Linked DNA regions of Homo sapiens: region 1 is linked to region 2. A link is a loop called in an ENCODE intact Hi-C map of the cell type or tissue named here. Cell type or tissue: tibial artery. All regions are shown on one strand.

Evidence for each region. Hi-C counts contacts between places; a loop is a spot of excess contacts. Peaks named below come from ENCODE experiments on the same cell type or tissue, not always from the same donor. Only the 100,000 strongest peaks of a DNase experiment are listed, where the experiment ranks them.
Region 1: it touches region 2 in a loop (12-fold over the local background); 6 of 110 quality-filtered maps call a loop at or near these places.

The regions. Positions count from the first base shown.
Region 1 is chr14:68,943,403-68,951,402 of GRCh38, forward strand. All of the region lies in intron 1 of ACTN1 (actinin alpha 1), which reads right to left. Among named protein-coding and RNA genes, the nearest start is that of ACTN1, 32 kb to the right of the region's middle. RefSeq lists enhancers at 4,687-5,235, 7,093-8,000, 7,112-7,969, 7,970-8,000. In tibial artery, no CTCF peak of the experiment used is centred here; DNase peaks (open chromatin) are centred at 4,601, 5,484 and 7,819; H3K4me3 peaks cover 2,239 bases; H3K27ac peaks cover 8,000 bases.
Region 2 is chr14:69,039,608-69,047,607 of GRCh38, forward strand. No RefSeq gene overlaps it. Among named protein-coding and RNA genes, the nearest start is that of ACTN1-DT, 64 kb to the left of the region's middle. In tibial artery, no CTCF peak of the experiment used is centred here; DNase peaks (open chromatin) are centred at 874, 3,496, 5,744, 7,164 and 1 weaker place; H3K4me3 peaks cover 741 bases; H3K27ac peaks cover 8,000 bases.

The DNA of each region.
Region 1 (8,000 bases), 96 kb before region 2:
TATTCACAGTCCTCTTCAAAGATCAGAGAGATCCACGCCTGCTGTTGCCCACCAGCACCGGGGCTCCTAGGCTTCACTTCAGACACTGCAGCAAGGGCAGCCCTGGGGTGCTTTCGGCTCCCCAGCCCCCTCCCCCCAACCTTGAAAGGAAAGATCAGCGTTCCATCCTCAGTTTCAAGATGGGGACACTGATGGCAACGTGGACTTCAGGGAGCCCCAAGGGGAGGTGAGGGAAGGAGAGGGAATCATATCCTAGGGTTGCTCAAAGATGTTGGCTACCATTATAACCCTCAGTGAGTGCTCACTCACTGTTATCATCACCCACGAGGCATGCGCCATCTCAGCAAGTCCACTCAACAATTCTAGGTTAAAGGAACAAAGGAACAGGACACCAAGGGCCAGTTCCCCACAGTCACACAGCTGGCAAGAGGCAGAACTGAGGTGTGAACTAGGTCGGTCAAAGCCTGAGCCTGCTCCACTCTGCTGGGAGGCTAAACTCTTCCAGGCCAGCCTTCAGACTCCGTTCAGGCTGGGGAATGATGGGGACTCATCCAGCTCTGCCCACCAGCCTGCACCAGTCCCTGCTCAGTCTCAAGCCACACGGGCACCCACTCAGCTGTGCCCAGGCAGTCCCTGAGCCCAGTGGACTGGGGAGGAGAGCCACAGGGCAGCCCAGGACACTTCAACGCTTAAAGCCAGCCACGAGAGGAGGCTGTGGACCTGCTGGCCCCCTGGGGATGCAGAATGGGCCAGCAGGTTTTTCTTCCAGGTCTCAGTTTTAGGGAGATGGAAAGAGGGTTTGAATTCTGTCTTGGGTTTCTGAACACAAAGGCCATTGAGAAAGACCGATGAATAATTAAAGGGGCCACCAAGCCGATGATGTGTGCCAGAGTGTGGGCAACTGGCTTGCTAGGGCTTGGACTGGCCCGATGTTGGCAGCCTCCCTCACGCAGGCCACTGCAGATTCTACAGACTCGCCCAGGCTCCAGGCCTCCCCTGCCAGACAGCTGCAGCCAGATTCATTCATTCCTTCCTTCCATAAATTCTTACTGAGCACTCATTCTGTATCAGGGACTAGGGTTACATCGTGGGCAAATACAGGCACTGTCCTAAGTCATGGAGCCTGCAGTCTAATGGAGAAGACAAACAATAAGCAAAGATTTTATCAATGCGTGTATTTTTGTACACTAAGATCCAGTGCCTATAGGAAAGGTCCTGGAAGGCATAAGGCTAAAACAGGACCCTGAACTGATCCTGGGGGGCTGTAGGGGGGCAGTGTGTCTGATCACTGCCCCAAGGGAGTCAGTGAATCTATAAGGCTGGGGAGTATTAGATGAAAAGTTCGTAAATGTGAAGGGGGCCCACATAACCTGTCATCCAAACCAAGGCACCAGGGGGTCTACTAATAATTACACCAGCATAACAGGTATAGGCAGAGCTGTAGGTCACCCTACACGTGTGTGGGGCGGGTAGCTGTAGGTCACCCTATGCGTGTGTGGGTCAGGTAGCTGTAGGTCACCCTATGCGTGTGTGGAGCAGGTAGCTGTAGGTCACCCTACGCGTGTGTGGGGCTGGGCAACATGGTGAAACCCTGTCTCTACTAAAAATACAAAATTAGCTGGGTGTGGTGGCACGTGCCCATAATCCCAGCTACTCAAAAGGCTAAGGTAGGAGAATCGCTTGAACCCAGGAGGCGGAGGTTGCAGTGAGCCTATTGCACCACTACACTCCAGCCTGGGCAACAGAGTAAGACTCCGGTTCAAAAAAAAAAAAAAGAAAGAAAGAAAGAAAGAAAAGAAGAAGAAGAAGAAAACAAACAAACAGCAAAGGCCCCAGAGAAAAGAGAGTAAGGTCTGTTCAAAAAACTGAAAAAAAAAAAGTCACAGTGCAGGAGGGAAGAAGAGGGTGCCAGAGACTGGAGATCAACTAGCCACATGGGTGTTCGGGTTCCTGCAGCTGTTGTTTCTCCTGAGAGCAGTGGAAGTCACCGAAGACATTTTATTTTAGCTGAAAGAAACAAATGGGGCTGTGGCGGGCTGAGTTGGGCTGGGAGTGCCAATCAGATGCTGGTTACATAATTCCACCTGCATCTTAGAAAGAGACCTCTAAATGCCATGGGAAGGGCAGATCAGAGATGGAAAAGAGTGGCTGAAAAGAGACCAAGCACAAGATCACGAAAAGGTCCCAGCCAGAGACAAAGGGAGCCAGTCCAGGGTGGCAGTGTAGGAGAGGGAGAAGCAGGTGGATACAAGAGATACTCAGGAGAGACGGGGAGGAGGGGCAGAGGCCACACCCAGATTTTCAGACCTGAGCCAACAGAAGGAGGAACAGGCAGAGAGGCCACAGCTTTGCACCCATACTCCCTGCCTGCCCAGACACCTGGGGCAGCTCGCTGTTCACAGCAGTCCCCAAAGGTCCAAAGTCCTGAGGCTGCAGATCTAATTGAAAGGTCTGAGTGGAAGAGCTTCAGAGATCAGGATGTCACTCCCAACCCACTGCCCCAAGTGTTCTACCAGTGTCAACCCAATCAATCTTAACCACCCCAGAAGGCATCTCATTTTACAGATGAGAAAACCGAGGCCAAGAGCTCACAGCCACTCAAGGTCACAGCGAACAGTAGATGCAGGAGCCAGAATTCCACCCGCGGTGGCAGTCACACACTTTCAACCACAGGCTCAGTCAGCGTGACTCTCCCCAGGGCCTGGCAGCAGGTCACCGTGCCCCGGCCACACTCTCACAACTGTCCGTAACAGGGCCCCTCCGCTCACAGCCCACCAGCCCACCAGCCCACCTCACCACCACCAATCAAGTCACCCTCTGGGGGTGGGGCCCAGCAGAGGTTGAAATCCTCCTTAAGGGCCTCTTAAGGGTAAACTGGAAAGGATGACATAGTAAGGACCTAAAAGGGGTTTTCTCTAATGGACCAGGCCAACTTTGAGAAGGAGGAAGCAGACAAGGCAGTGGGACCCCAGTTCCTGGCATCATCAGCTGACCCTGGAAATACCTATTCCTCAACTTCCCTATCTGAACAAGGGAGCCAGCCCTGCCTGTGCTTCTAGAAAACTTCCCAGCCCAATAAAAAAGGCAGAGGAAGAGGGGAGAAGTGGCAGAAGTCCTACCCACAGGACTTCCAGGACTCCACCAGCAGCCCTGAGGAGGAGTCCCAGCCCCTCCCGCTGGGTCCATGCTGCCTAAGACCGCGCCTACGCTCTGACACCTGTGGATTCCCAGTGGTTCTAAGAAGCCCAAGGCCCCACATGCTCACTGGGGCCCTGGTTTTCAGAAGGCACACCTGGGGAAGCATCCTAGTGGGGCTCAGGGCTCTGTCCCACCATCCATCCCCCACTTAGTCTCTGCAGGTTCCCAAGGCCATCATGGAGGCCCTCAGCCCTCACCTCCTTCCTGTCACTCCATCTCTCTCCATCCCCACCTTCACCTTTTCCATGCTTTAGTGGAATGTTTGCAGGCACAATGGACACACATCACTGGGAGATCTCAGTTCTAAATCTGCTTCCACCACAAGGAGCTCAGGGCCTCAGGCCAGCCCCTTCAAGCTTCAGTCTCACCTGCAAAGTCTCCCACTTTCCAAGGGGCCATACTTGTCTCATTCCAATGGGCCCCCGTGAAGATGGAATGACACAGCAACTGGCAGAGCAATCTGAGGGAAACGGCATTTCCCAGACTGGCCCGATTATAAAAAAGGTTAAAAGTAGAGACCCCTCACCCCAACAACCACCATTCTGGTTCAGGAGTTCTGGGATGGGACTCACAGATTGGTATTTTAACAAGTAACAAGTACTCCATGTGAATCCTATAATCAGGCAAGTTTGGGCAACTCTGGGCTACAGAAATGTATATAGGAAGTCTGTCTCACCACACCTCTGTGTGGAGAAGAATGGTTCGCTAAAAGCACCCCTTGGCCCATCCACACACAAAATAACAACACACTTAGGGAGCCTACCAGGTATGGGATGCCAGCTTGGGTGGTTTACATCCATCATCTCATTTAGTCTCGGCAACAACTCTGCAAGACAGATTGTCTTTTTACAGAGGAAGAAACTGAGGCTCAGAATAAGGACCAGCTCAAGGACACAGCAAGTCAGACAGCAGAGCTTGCCTCCACACCAGTGCTGCTGGCTCCAAAGCTGGGTTCTCCCTAACACTCTGCAGTCTCTGCAAGGTGAAGTCTTCTGCAGGGAGGGGCCGAACACAGAATGCAGCTCCAAGCAGGGTTCCCGTTCCTATTCCCTCCCCCAAGCCTGGACAGGCCGGTCCCAATCATCCCACAGGAGAAAGGGGCATCCTACTGCATGGAAAGAGAAGCTCTTATTTTCTGTCCCCAAATATGAGGAATATGGAGGTCCTGGAGCCTATCATCTAAAAAGGGAAGTAGGACCCACCTATGAAACTGTCAAATAGCAATCCGGAGCAGTGGGAGTTCTGAGCCACAATGCCTGGTGCTGGAGTGAGGGGCTCCAAGGAAGGGAGTGCGAGGTCAGAGAACACGGTGTATCTGGAATGAAGCCCAAGGCACCGCCCTCATCACACACGCACATAATCCCTGCTTAGAGCACACAGCCGGCCCAAGCCAGAGTTTAGCAACTCCCATCTCCCTGGGGAGGAAGCAGTTTCCTTCTGCAGGGGAAGCTGCTGCCACCCAACCAGACAACCTCACACGCAGCCTCTCCCAGGGGAGTAGGGCTTGGATGGACAGAAAGCACACAGAGGTCCTAGGAAGTTGGCCTTCTGCAGGGAGTCCCCCCCAGGCCCTTCCACTTAGCAGAGGCACAACGGTGACAAAAGCTGACATTCACTGACACTTACCTACGCACTTTATAACAATGACCCCATTTACTCTTCACAACAAGCTTATTAAGAAGTAGGGTTTTCTGGCTGGGTGCGGTGGGCTCACGCCTATAATCCCAGCACTTTGGAAGGCCAAGGTGGGTGGATCACCTGAGGTCAGGAGTCCAAGACCAGCCTGACCAACATGGTGGAACCCCCGTCTCTACTAAAAATACAAAAATTAGCCGGGCATGGTGGCGAGCGCCTGTAATCCCAGCTACTTGGGAGGCTGAGGCAGGAGAATGGCTTGAACCCGGGAGGCAGAGGTTGCAGTGAGCCGAGATTGCACCGCTGCACTCCAGCCTGGGCAAAACAGCAAGACTCCATCTTAAAAAAAAAAGAAGTAAGGTTTTCTGATCCCTATTTTAGAGACGGAAAAACAGGCTCGAGAGGGTTAAGTAAGCCGGCTAGCAAAGAGCAGGCCCCAAACCAAAAGCCAGGAGTTCTCCAATGCCAAATCCCAAATTATTTTCATGGCCTCTCTTTCTCTGTAACTGGGCATCCAGGAAGTACAGGCTACCAGACCAGCCACTACCAGGCCACAAAGAAAAACAACCAGCAGCTCTGCTCTCAGAGAGCTGTGATCTAGCTGACAGAACAGACACACTGCCTCCTGAGGCGCACGGGGCACCCAAAAGACAGCCACGTGCAGATCTCTGCCAGGGGGTCAAAGCAGCTCATAATGAAGCTCGAACCAGTGAGCCCACAGAGACCAGTCAGCTGTGCACAGGGCTCTAGCGAGGAGCTGCTCTGGGGCCCAACTTGGTGAAAGCAGGCATCAGGACAGGAGCTCCTGCTCTGTTAGCAAGAAATAGAATTTTCCTCCAAAGGAAGCTAGGAAGTTTTGCATTAGTCTCTGTAATTAACGGGCCAAAAATCTTTTTCACACTAACCCTCTGGGAGAGCCTCGGAGAGAAAAACAGCCCAGGACAGGAAGAACTGGAGGCAGGGGTGGGGGAGGTCATAAGAAGAATGGGCCTCTAGGTCCCAAAGTAAGCTCGGGGTCCCCGTGCCTCCCCAGGGCTCCCAGAAGCTGCATCCCCCTTCCCCAAGTCCAAAACACGAGGAGGTCAGGAGGAAGGAAGGGTGGGGACCTGGCCCAAAAAGGCCCTTCTGCACCACAAGATTCCAAAACTTTTCATTAGCTCTGCAGCTCCACAGTGTGCCCTCGGGGACCCAAATGGCCAGGCCAGCCCTAGCCTCTGCAGACAGCTACTGTGGCAGGCCTGGCGCTGGCAGGGGGAAGGGGTGGTATCCAAAGCCCTCTGCTGACCTGTCAACACTGCCCAGGGGACCCAAGGTGCCTGAGAAGCACAACCAGTAACAGCATAAAATATAGCAGTACTACTTTCTGAGCATATACACAAAAAAATTAAATGCAAGGACTCAAACAGGTATTTGTACACCCACATTCACAGCAGCACTGTTCACAACGGCCAAAAGGGGGGAACAACCCAAATGTCCATCAACAGATGAACGGAGAAACCAAACATGGTCATACATACAATGGACTATGATTCAGCCTTAAAAAGGGAGGAAATTCTGACACATGCTGCAACATGGACCAACCTTCAAGACATTCTGCTAAGTGAAAATAACCCAGACACAAAAGAATAAATGCTATATGATTCCACTTACATGGGGCCCCTAGAGTAGTCAAATTCATAGAGGCAGAAAGTAGAATGGAATTATCAGGACTGGGGGTCAGGAATTGTTCATGGGTACAGAGTTTCAGTTTTACAAGATGAAAAGAGTTCAGAAGATGGGGCTGGGCGCTGCGGCTCACACCTGTAATCCCAGCACTTTGGGAGGCTGAGGTGGGCGGATCACAAGGTCAGGAGTTCGAGACCAGCCTAGCCAACATAATGAAACCCCGTTTCTACTGAAAATACAAAAACTAGCCAGGCATAGTGGCAGGTGCCTGTAATCCCAGCTACTGGGGAGGCTGAGGCAGAAGAATCACTTGAACCCGAGAGGAGGAGGTTGCAGTAAGCTGAGATTGTGCCACTGTACTCCCAGTCTGGGTGACAGAGTGAGTTGTTGTCTCAAAAAAAAAAAAAAAAAAAAAAAAAAGAGTTCAGGAGATGGATGCTGGTGATGGTTACGCAACAACATACATGTACTTAATGCTGCTGAACTGTACGTACACTTCAAAATGGCTAAAATGGTAAATATCATATTATGTATCTTTTACCATAATATATATGCGTGTGTGTATATATATATATATAAATCAAACATATAAAATCTGTGGTATAGAAAAATAACAGTGTTACCTGTGGGGAGTTGTTTTTTATTTTACCACAAGCATGTCAAACTTTTTTTTTTTTTTGAGACGGAGTCTCACTCTGTCGCCCAGTCTGGAATGCAGTGGTATGATCTCGGCTCACTGCAAGCTCCGCCTCCCTGGTTCACACCATTCTCCTGCCTCAGCCTCCCAAGTAGCTGGGACTACAAGCACCCGCCACCACGCCTGGCTAATTTTTTGTATTTTTAGTAGAGACATGGTTTCACTGTGTTAGCCAGGATGGTCTGGATCTACTGACCTTGTGATCTGGCTGCCTTGGCCTCCCAAAGTGCTGGGATTACAGGCATGAGCCACCACGTCCGGCCCTAAGCATGTCAAACTTTTATCATAAAACAAAACAGATATTGAAGACTTGTAAATCAAAAACATTTCAAATTGTGATTCAGGAGGGTGTTTAAGACCTCCAGTTAGAGGGGGGCAATGTTATCACCTGCCTGCCCTCCTTGCCACCAGCACCAGCCTGCCTGCAGAAGGCCAAGAAACTCTCCCAAGAAGCGACGAAGGCAGACGAACGGCAGGGCAGCTGGATAGCACAGGCCTTCCCTGGCCCCCCGCCCTTTGAGAAACAGTGGCAGGGAAGCGCCACCCATGGCCAGAGGCAACGGGGTGACGGGCAGGCTCCTCCCTGGGCCCTGACTCCAGGGTGACTCAGGCGCTGGTTTCCCCGGAAGGAAGTGAGCCAGCCGACTCTCTTTTTCCCTTTCTAGGAAGACACAAGGGAATGACTTGGCCCAATCCCAGGGGCCCAGCCTTTTTACTCAGACTGTTATGGAGAAACCACCCCACCGTCCTCCACTACAGGAGAGGAAGCCAGAGTGAGGAGGGAGAGAAAGAGGAAACAGCTCAT
Region 2 (8,000 bases):
AGGGAGCCATACACTCCCTTTCCAGCTGCTGCCAGTTTACGCTGGGTTTCTGTCTCTTGTACCCAAGATAGCTGGCTCAGAAAATCATTTTATTCATCTTCGTTTTCCCAGCACCCAACACTGACTGGCACATAGTAGAATTCCAGTTAAGATGAAGACTTTACTTCCCATTATCTGGACCCTTCTACCAATTTCCCCAAACTCAATATTACATTGGTGTTTTTAGTTGTCTGTTTGGAGGAGCAGATTAGGTTTTGGAAAGGTAGCTTCAGCAAATACCTACCAGGTGTCATCTATGAGTTAGGTACACTGCTAGGTGAGTTCATGTATATTACTTCATTTACTATCCCGAACTGCTCCAGTTAATTTTATGCCCACTTTCCAGAGAGAGGAACTGAGGCTCAGAGAAGTTAGGTGGAATTTTAAAGTCACTCAGCTAGCCAGGTTCAGTGGTATATGCCTATAGTCCCAAAAACTTGGGAGGCTGGGGTAGGAGGATCACTTTAGTCCAGGAGTTCAAAGCTATAGTAAGCCATGATCACATCGGTTAATAGCCACTGCACTCCAGCCTGGGCAACATAGCAAGACTCTGTCTCAAAAATAAAGTCACAGCTGGTACTGGCAAAATCAGAAAGGAAACAAATACCTTCTTATACTCACACTGCTGATAACAAACTTATGTTCAGTTAACAGAATACCAAAGGCCCTGAATGTCCCTTCCAACTTCCATTGTGAGAAAAGCCTCCAACACAGTCTGGCCATGAGTGTCTTTAGGGAGAGGAGGAAGTGGTCTGGTAGCTGGTAGCTATGGAGTTAGCCAGTCAGTCCACCCCTGGAGTCAGCTTTGAGTCCATTTCAGGGAGCCCTTGGCCAGTGCTGGTGTTCAAGCCTGAAGGACCAGAGGCAAGTGTGCATCATTTGAGGGCAATGGCCATGGGCAGGGTTAAGGTAGGTGAAACCCAGTTCCCATATGAAACCAGAAGCACAAAGAGGAATTACCCAAGGGCAACTCACGTGAGCATCCTATCTCATTCTTCTCGGTTTTTCTTTTTAGACATCTTAATTTATTTTTTTAAATAGAGAAGGGATCTCACTATGTTGCTCAGGTTGGTCTCAAACTCAAGCCCAAGAGGCATGATTCTCCCGCCTTAGCCTCCTGAGTGATGGGGGTAACAGGCACACACCACTGCAGCCAACTTTAAGTATCTTTACTGAAATATAATTTATAATTTATATACCATAAAATTTACTCATCTAAAGTGTACAATTCAATGGTTTTTAATTTATTTACTAAGTAGTTGTTACAATGATGCTACAATCTAAATTGAAAACATTTTCATCACCCCAAAAGAGAACCCCCTATATTAGTAGTCACTCCCAAGTTCCCCCTGAACTCCTCCTCTTACCCTTGGCAAAGCTAGTCTACTTTCTGTCTCTATAGATTTGCCTATTCTGGACATTTCATATGAATGGAATCATATGTGTCCTTTTGTGACTGGCTTCTTTGTCTTGGCATAATGTTTTCTTTTTCTTTTCTTTTTTTTTTTTGAGACAGAGTCTTGCTCTGTTGCCAGGCTGGAGTGCGGTGGCATGATCTCCGCTCACTGCAACCTCCGCCTCCTGGGTTCAAGCGATTCTCCTGTCTCAGCCTTCCAAGTAGCTGGGATTACAGGTGCCCACCACCATGCCTGGCTAACTTTTTTGTATTTTTAGTAGAGACAGGGTTTCACCATGTTGATCACGTTGTTTCGAACTCCTGACCTCAAGTGATCCTTGTGGCTCAGCCTCCCAAAGTGCTAGGATTACAGACATGAGCCACCGTGGCTGGCCAGCATAATGTTTTCAAATGCTCATGTGAGCATTCATCCATATTGTAGCATCAATCAGTACTTCATTCCTTTTTATGGCAAAAAATAACATCCCCTTGTATAGACAGACCACGTTTTGCTTATCCCTTCATCAGTTGATGGACACAGTTGGGTTGTTTCCACTTTCTGGGTATTACGAATAATTATGCTCCGAACAGAGTGTACAAGGTTGTGGGTGGTCACCTCTTCTCTTGATTTATTTATGTATAGTAAATAACTCCCCACTCCCCACCCTCATTTTCCTCCCCACATAGGTCACAACTCTAGTGTGTGTAGTGTATATCCTTCATTTTATGGCATTTTATGAAAAATGTGTATTCCTCTTTTGCCTGCATGCATTTGTACATTTCACATACATGCTATTGTGTTTTAGCTATTATTCTGTCTTAATCTCTTCACTCAACACCGTGTTTTTAGGATCCACCCATGTTGCCAGGAGTACTCCTGATCCATTACTTCCAGCTGCCGTGTGGCCCCCGGGGGGTGGGCTGCGAGCACGTGTGCACGTCCACTCCCACAGGGATGAATGCCTCATTTCCCCCAGCTCCCTGTCACCACACACAAACCCACAATGGCCATCTCGGCATGTGTCCCCTTCAGGACCTGGGGGAGAATGTCTAGAATTTATGTTCAGGAGTGGTTTGCTGGGTCATAGAAACATGCATACTTACTTTGAGTTGTGCTGGATCATGAAAAATCTTTCCCCTACCAGCAGGCAACAAGATTAGGGACACATGGATTCATGCATTTTACCAAGCAGAAATAATAGCTGAAATGCACTCACTATCCAGGTTGGCAAAGCTTCAGTACATCAGTGCCGAGGTATACCGTGCCTACTGAAAGCTAGAGGTAGACTCCTCTTTTTATTTGTCTCATGTCACTTTGCTGTTTCTAGAGCACTGATTCCCTTTAAACATTCTGGTCTCATTAAGGGAGGTTGTTCTTTATCCCTTATGGATAAAGATTATTAAGGGAAACTACTTCCCAAGAACTTTCCTTTGTCTTGGGGTGCAAAGTCCTTTGACCTGTAATGAACATTTCTGTGTTTTATGACTGGGGAGGAGATGCTGGGAAATAACTGGTTCCTAAAACACTTCCCAGCACCCAGAATCACCAAGGAGACGAAAGGAAAGGGAGAATTCAAATGATTAGCTAGGAACTTTTACCTCTGACTTCTGGTTGTTTCCTAGAGAAAATAAAATCCTCACGAGCAGAAGAGCCTGAAACATTTCTTTCTTGTGGAAACTTCCTATATTTGGGGACAATCAATCATTCCAGCAAACCTTCAGGTTATCACATCACTGTGAGTCTACTGACGAGAAGTCGTTTCTTTTTAAAGGACTCACTCAGAGTTTACCCTAGATCCCTACACCCAAGGGTGCCTCTTTTTACACAACAGATGGGCATCATCAGAAGTCTTTTGCAAAGAACCCATTTGTATGTCATGTGAATCCCTTTGTCCTCGTTATGGTTTCCTAAGTTTGGATTTCTCATAATTGGCTTTTCTTAAAGTGAAAGCCATACTCCTGCTCAACAGGCTAGAGGTGAGAGTGAATCGGGCAGTGTTGGGACAGACTGGGCAGGTCACTGTGAGCGCCTGGCTGGCAGCTGGGAGGGGAAGCAGGGCTGGGAGCGCCTCGGGCTCCCTCCAGCTGCTGCCACTCCGTTCCCCTCACCAGCTTCTGGTTTTTGAATCCTAGCTCTGTGGAGCAGCTCCTGTGGCTGGCTTTATTTGGAAGTATTTAGGGCAAAAAAGGAACCCTGAATTTCACAACACTGAGCTTCATTTCTATTTATGTTCTCATAAACGCAGAGAGGGAGGAAGAGATGACATTTTTGGAGAAGTCACCAGTACTTTCTACCTCTATTTGTCCCCGACATTTTGCTTAAGGACAGTATCATGGCAGTGGAGCCAAAGTCAACAGGTCATTGGACCTGAAAAAAGACAGGATTATGATGACAATAACAGCTGCTCTTTCTACCCAGTTCCTACTGGGCATTGTGCTAGGTGCTTTGTGTATGTTTTCACTAATCCACAGGAGAGCATTGCAAGGTAAGCCTCGTCGCAACTTTGTGGATGAAGAAATTCAAGGTCAGAAGAAGAAAGTGACTTGGCCCATGCCTCAAAGCATCACACTGTGATTAAACATCACATTCTTCCTACTACCTCATGCTCTCTGGGACCCCCACTTTCCACCCCACCGAGGCCCTCGTCTTTCTCTGACTTCCTACTTCTGCTCTTCTAAGACAACTAAGCTGTGACTCAGAGCATGAGGGGAAGAGGTTTCTTGGCACCAGGAAGGGACTCAGGGCTCAGGGAGACAGTTTAGAGCCAGAATAAGCTCATTAGGTCACAAGAAAGCAGGAATGACGGGAAGACACTTCTTATTCTTGCCCTCTGATCCCATTGTCCCTGGCAGAGAGTGGCACCCTCACCCCAGCAATGCTTCCTCAGGGGAGTAAGTTTGAAGCAGTCTGGGAAACTGGGCAGCTGAACCCCTCCTGACCCCTAAAGTCACAGTGGGGGCTGAGAAGAAGAAGAAAGACCTTGTAACTGTGGGCTTGGCAAGGGTCCAGGGATGTGCGCTGGGCTCAGGTTTTCCCTCCACCCCAACTTTGCAACAACCTGGGCTCCTGCGCCTGCTGTTTGGGGCTAGTTGGCCTGAGGGGAGGAGGGGAAAGAGGGCGTTTGGGCAGGGGAGGATGCAAGCCTGCCAGGAGAGCCCGGAGCGTCCTCAGCATGGGCAGCAGGGAGTGAATGAAGGGAAGGAGAACTGCAGGGCTCAAGAAACTCCCTTTCCTGGACTGGCTGCTCCAATGGATGGAGCTTGCAGGATAGTGGCACACAGGTGAGGAGGCACTGTTCCTGTGGGCCACAGTGTGGCCTCTATGGACTGCAGACACACACAGAGCAGTTTTGCCCTTAGTTACCCATAGATCATCTTAGAGTTTCCTGTTATTCTAAACATTGAAGGTGGGAACGCTGGAGCTTGAGGAAAGTGGAGACCTGGCACCAGGAATTCCAGGAATCCAAGAGGCTGTCACCTGCCATGAGGTCAGGTGCTCATGGTAAGGGCCTGGCCAAGAGATCTTCCTTCTGCCTGTCAAGGACTTGTCCCTGACCCTGTAGGCACCCACGGCTGAAGTGCAGAGTCCTTGATCCATTACTGGATTAGCAATCACAAGAGTCAATTCCAATTAGAACAGAGAGTCTAAGTTATCTGGTTGGACACAAATGAGTTAATCCTCTTGAATGAAGACCTAGCTTGGCCTCTTAGACCTGCTGTCCTGGCAATTCCAGTTTATCCAGTAAGTTTGACTTCTTTTCCAAGGAGACCCTAGAGGCACGTTCACCATTGGTCCTCCACCTTTTCAGGGTCCCCAGCCTTCCTCCTGGCTCCCCTTCTCCCTAGTGCACCAGCATTAGAATCAGTCCAGCCAACTCTTTCCTTCCTTCCAAGTGAAATCCAAGAACTCACCTTTTCCTGAATTCTTTAAGCCACCCATATTGACCCAAGGGATGAAGCAGCAGAAACAGTGTAGTGTGTAGCAGACAGAGGGTCCACACTCCTACCCCTCAGTGATCCCTCAAGCATGTTCGCTGGTCTTAGCAGGGAGTGAGGTTGCCTACTGGACCCCAAGTCAGGAGAGGAGAGGGAGGGTCAGTAGATCAAATGTAACTGCTGACTCAGCCAGCCTCATGAGAAACATGCCACACACCCTGGTTCAGTGGGGCCCCAAGCTTGGGACATCTCCACGGGTCTCTCCAAAGAAGGACAAGCTGGGGGAGTTGCAGGATTTGGACACCAGCCTGAGCAGAAGGACAAATTCATCTTTATGCCAACTCTCGCCCCCGCAGTCAGCCAGACCTGGAATGAGACAGTCTGGGCCAGCTGTTCCACCTATTGGCGCTGACCAGCCTTCCCCACTGAGGCTAAACTTGGCAGCTTCGGCCCATAGAATTCCAACCTAGGCAGCTGCTTGAGAAACAAAGTGCTTGAGTTTGCTTTGAGCAGGGATGTTTAAAACTAGGATAAAGATAACAGGATATGAGCTATAAGCTGCTTATCACAGCTAGTTTAGGAAAAAGACCTTACCAGGACCCAACAGGCAAGAAGGGAACAGCAATTTGAGCCAGTCTTCTTGGGTCTGCAACTGGGCATATTCCATTTAAAACTTGTCCTTTCCTCTTCTGGCCCTTGGGTGCTTACAACTTGAAAGGTCTTCTCCCATTCTAAAGCCTCTGCATACCTAAAACCTAATGATTCAGCTCCCACCCTCTGGTCCCTTTTGTCTTTTCTTCCAGTACCCCAACATGTTTATTGCTTTTCTCTAAAAGTCATCCAAAGGATTCATTTACATCTCCAGGGGGCTGAAACACCAGGACAGCATTCAGCAACCTGGGAATGGTTAGAGTTGCTAAGCGAGGTGCAGACAAGTCACGTTAGTCTGAGTGATGATTTTCTAGGGGTGAGGGTGATCCAAGCACAGCTGACTCTGTTTTTTCCTTTGCCAAAGGCTCCACCCTCACCCTGCCTCCTCACAGACCATATTCAGTTCCTTGCTACTGCTGCATGTTGTCGTAAGAGTCCCCGCTGGAGTCATGCTGGGTGAGGGTGGGGAGGTCAAGGTAAGCACTTCCCCAACCAAGAATCACATCTTAGGGAAGGAAGCAGCAAGATGTGCGGAGAGCATAGCCTCAAAGGCCAAGCCCAGCCTCTCACTGGCCTTGCCTCTCAACCTCTAAAATGAGGGAGCTGAACTGGGTGATGCAGCTAACCACTCCCTCTCCTTCAGGATAAGCTCAGAAATGCTTATTTCGGCCTGGACTCCTTCTCTGCCCTCCCCATGTCCCCACCCTTGCTCTGGCTTCTCTTCTGGCAGATGTGTCTTATTTGAAAAGCTTTTTTCCCTAAGTATAATTCCATTGCCTCTTTTCCACCAGCAATTCAAAACTTTCCTCTCATTCTGCTGCCTCTCCAAGTGCCACGCATGTGCTCCTGGGATCCAGGTTCCATCTAGATCTGTCCTGAGGGTTTAGTGGGCCAGGATTGCACTCTGACCCTTCTTCCCCTTGGCCTAGTGAGACTTCTGTTTTTGTTTTACGGTTTGGCTTCTTCTTGAATCAGATGTTACCGAATGCATACGTGTGCATGCACACCCACACACCAATCCTGCATGGAAAACTCTGGTCAAAACTTTTCTTTGGCAGAGACGCAAAGCATTTCCATGGCTCGCCACTTTCCTGATTCTCTTAGCGCTGGCCCAATGCCAGATAGGAAACTTTTAGCTCTGAAGGCTGGAGAGAAGTTTGCCGTCCCAGCCCCTGAGGCCTGTCATCTTCAGCACCACCATATTAAGACTATAGTTTAATAAAATCTGCCACTACTCACTCCAACCCCTGCAGACTTGCAGAAAGTGGAGAGTTGGCACCAAATTCCAGGAATCAATGAGGCTGTCAGGAGGTCAGGCACTCAAGGTAAGGGTCGTCATAAGCAAGGAGCTGAGAGGCCTCTGTCAGCCAGGCCTGGCTTCAGGTGGAGCCTCTAGACAGTTGGCTCCCCAAGTCGGAGGTCGTGTACAAGGCCCCAAACTCTGCTTTAGTCAGGTCCACCATAATGGGAATAATTTACTCTTTTTTTGTTTTCAGGTTAAGACTTACTAGGGTACAGTACATTCTTTCTCGGAAGGAGAGGTTACTTTCTCAGCAGACCCCATCCAAAAAAGTCTTCTACATGGTGTGCACACTGGTATCAACAAGCAATGAAAGCAAAAAAGAGAGAATGTACTAATGATAGCAAACATTTCAGTGCTTTCTAAATAACAGGCATTGTCCCAAGCTATGTATAGCTTATATATATTATATAATCATTGTATATTATATCATAGTTTGTATATAACATATATATAGCATATATATACATATCTGCCCATTTGATCTCTTGACAATGTGCTGAACCCATTTTACAGAGGTAAAGCTTGAGGCTCTGAGCAGCTGTACACTCGCCAAAGATCTTGGCTCACTGGTTCTGGTGGGCACTACAGAGATGTTTTAAGAATGACAGCTCATCAGAGTGGGAGCTAGAAAGCCCTCTGATCCCCAGGAGGGACACATAGAGGAGCTGGAACAGA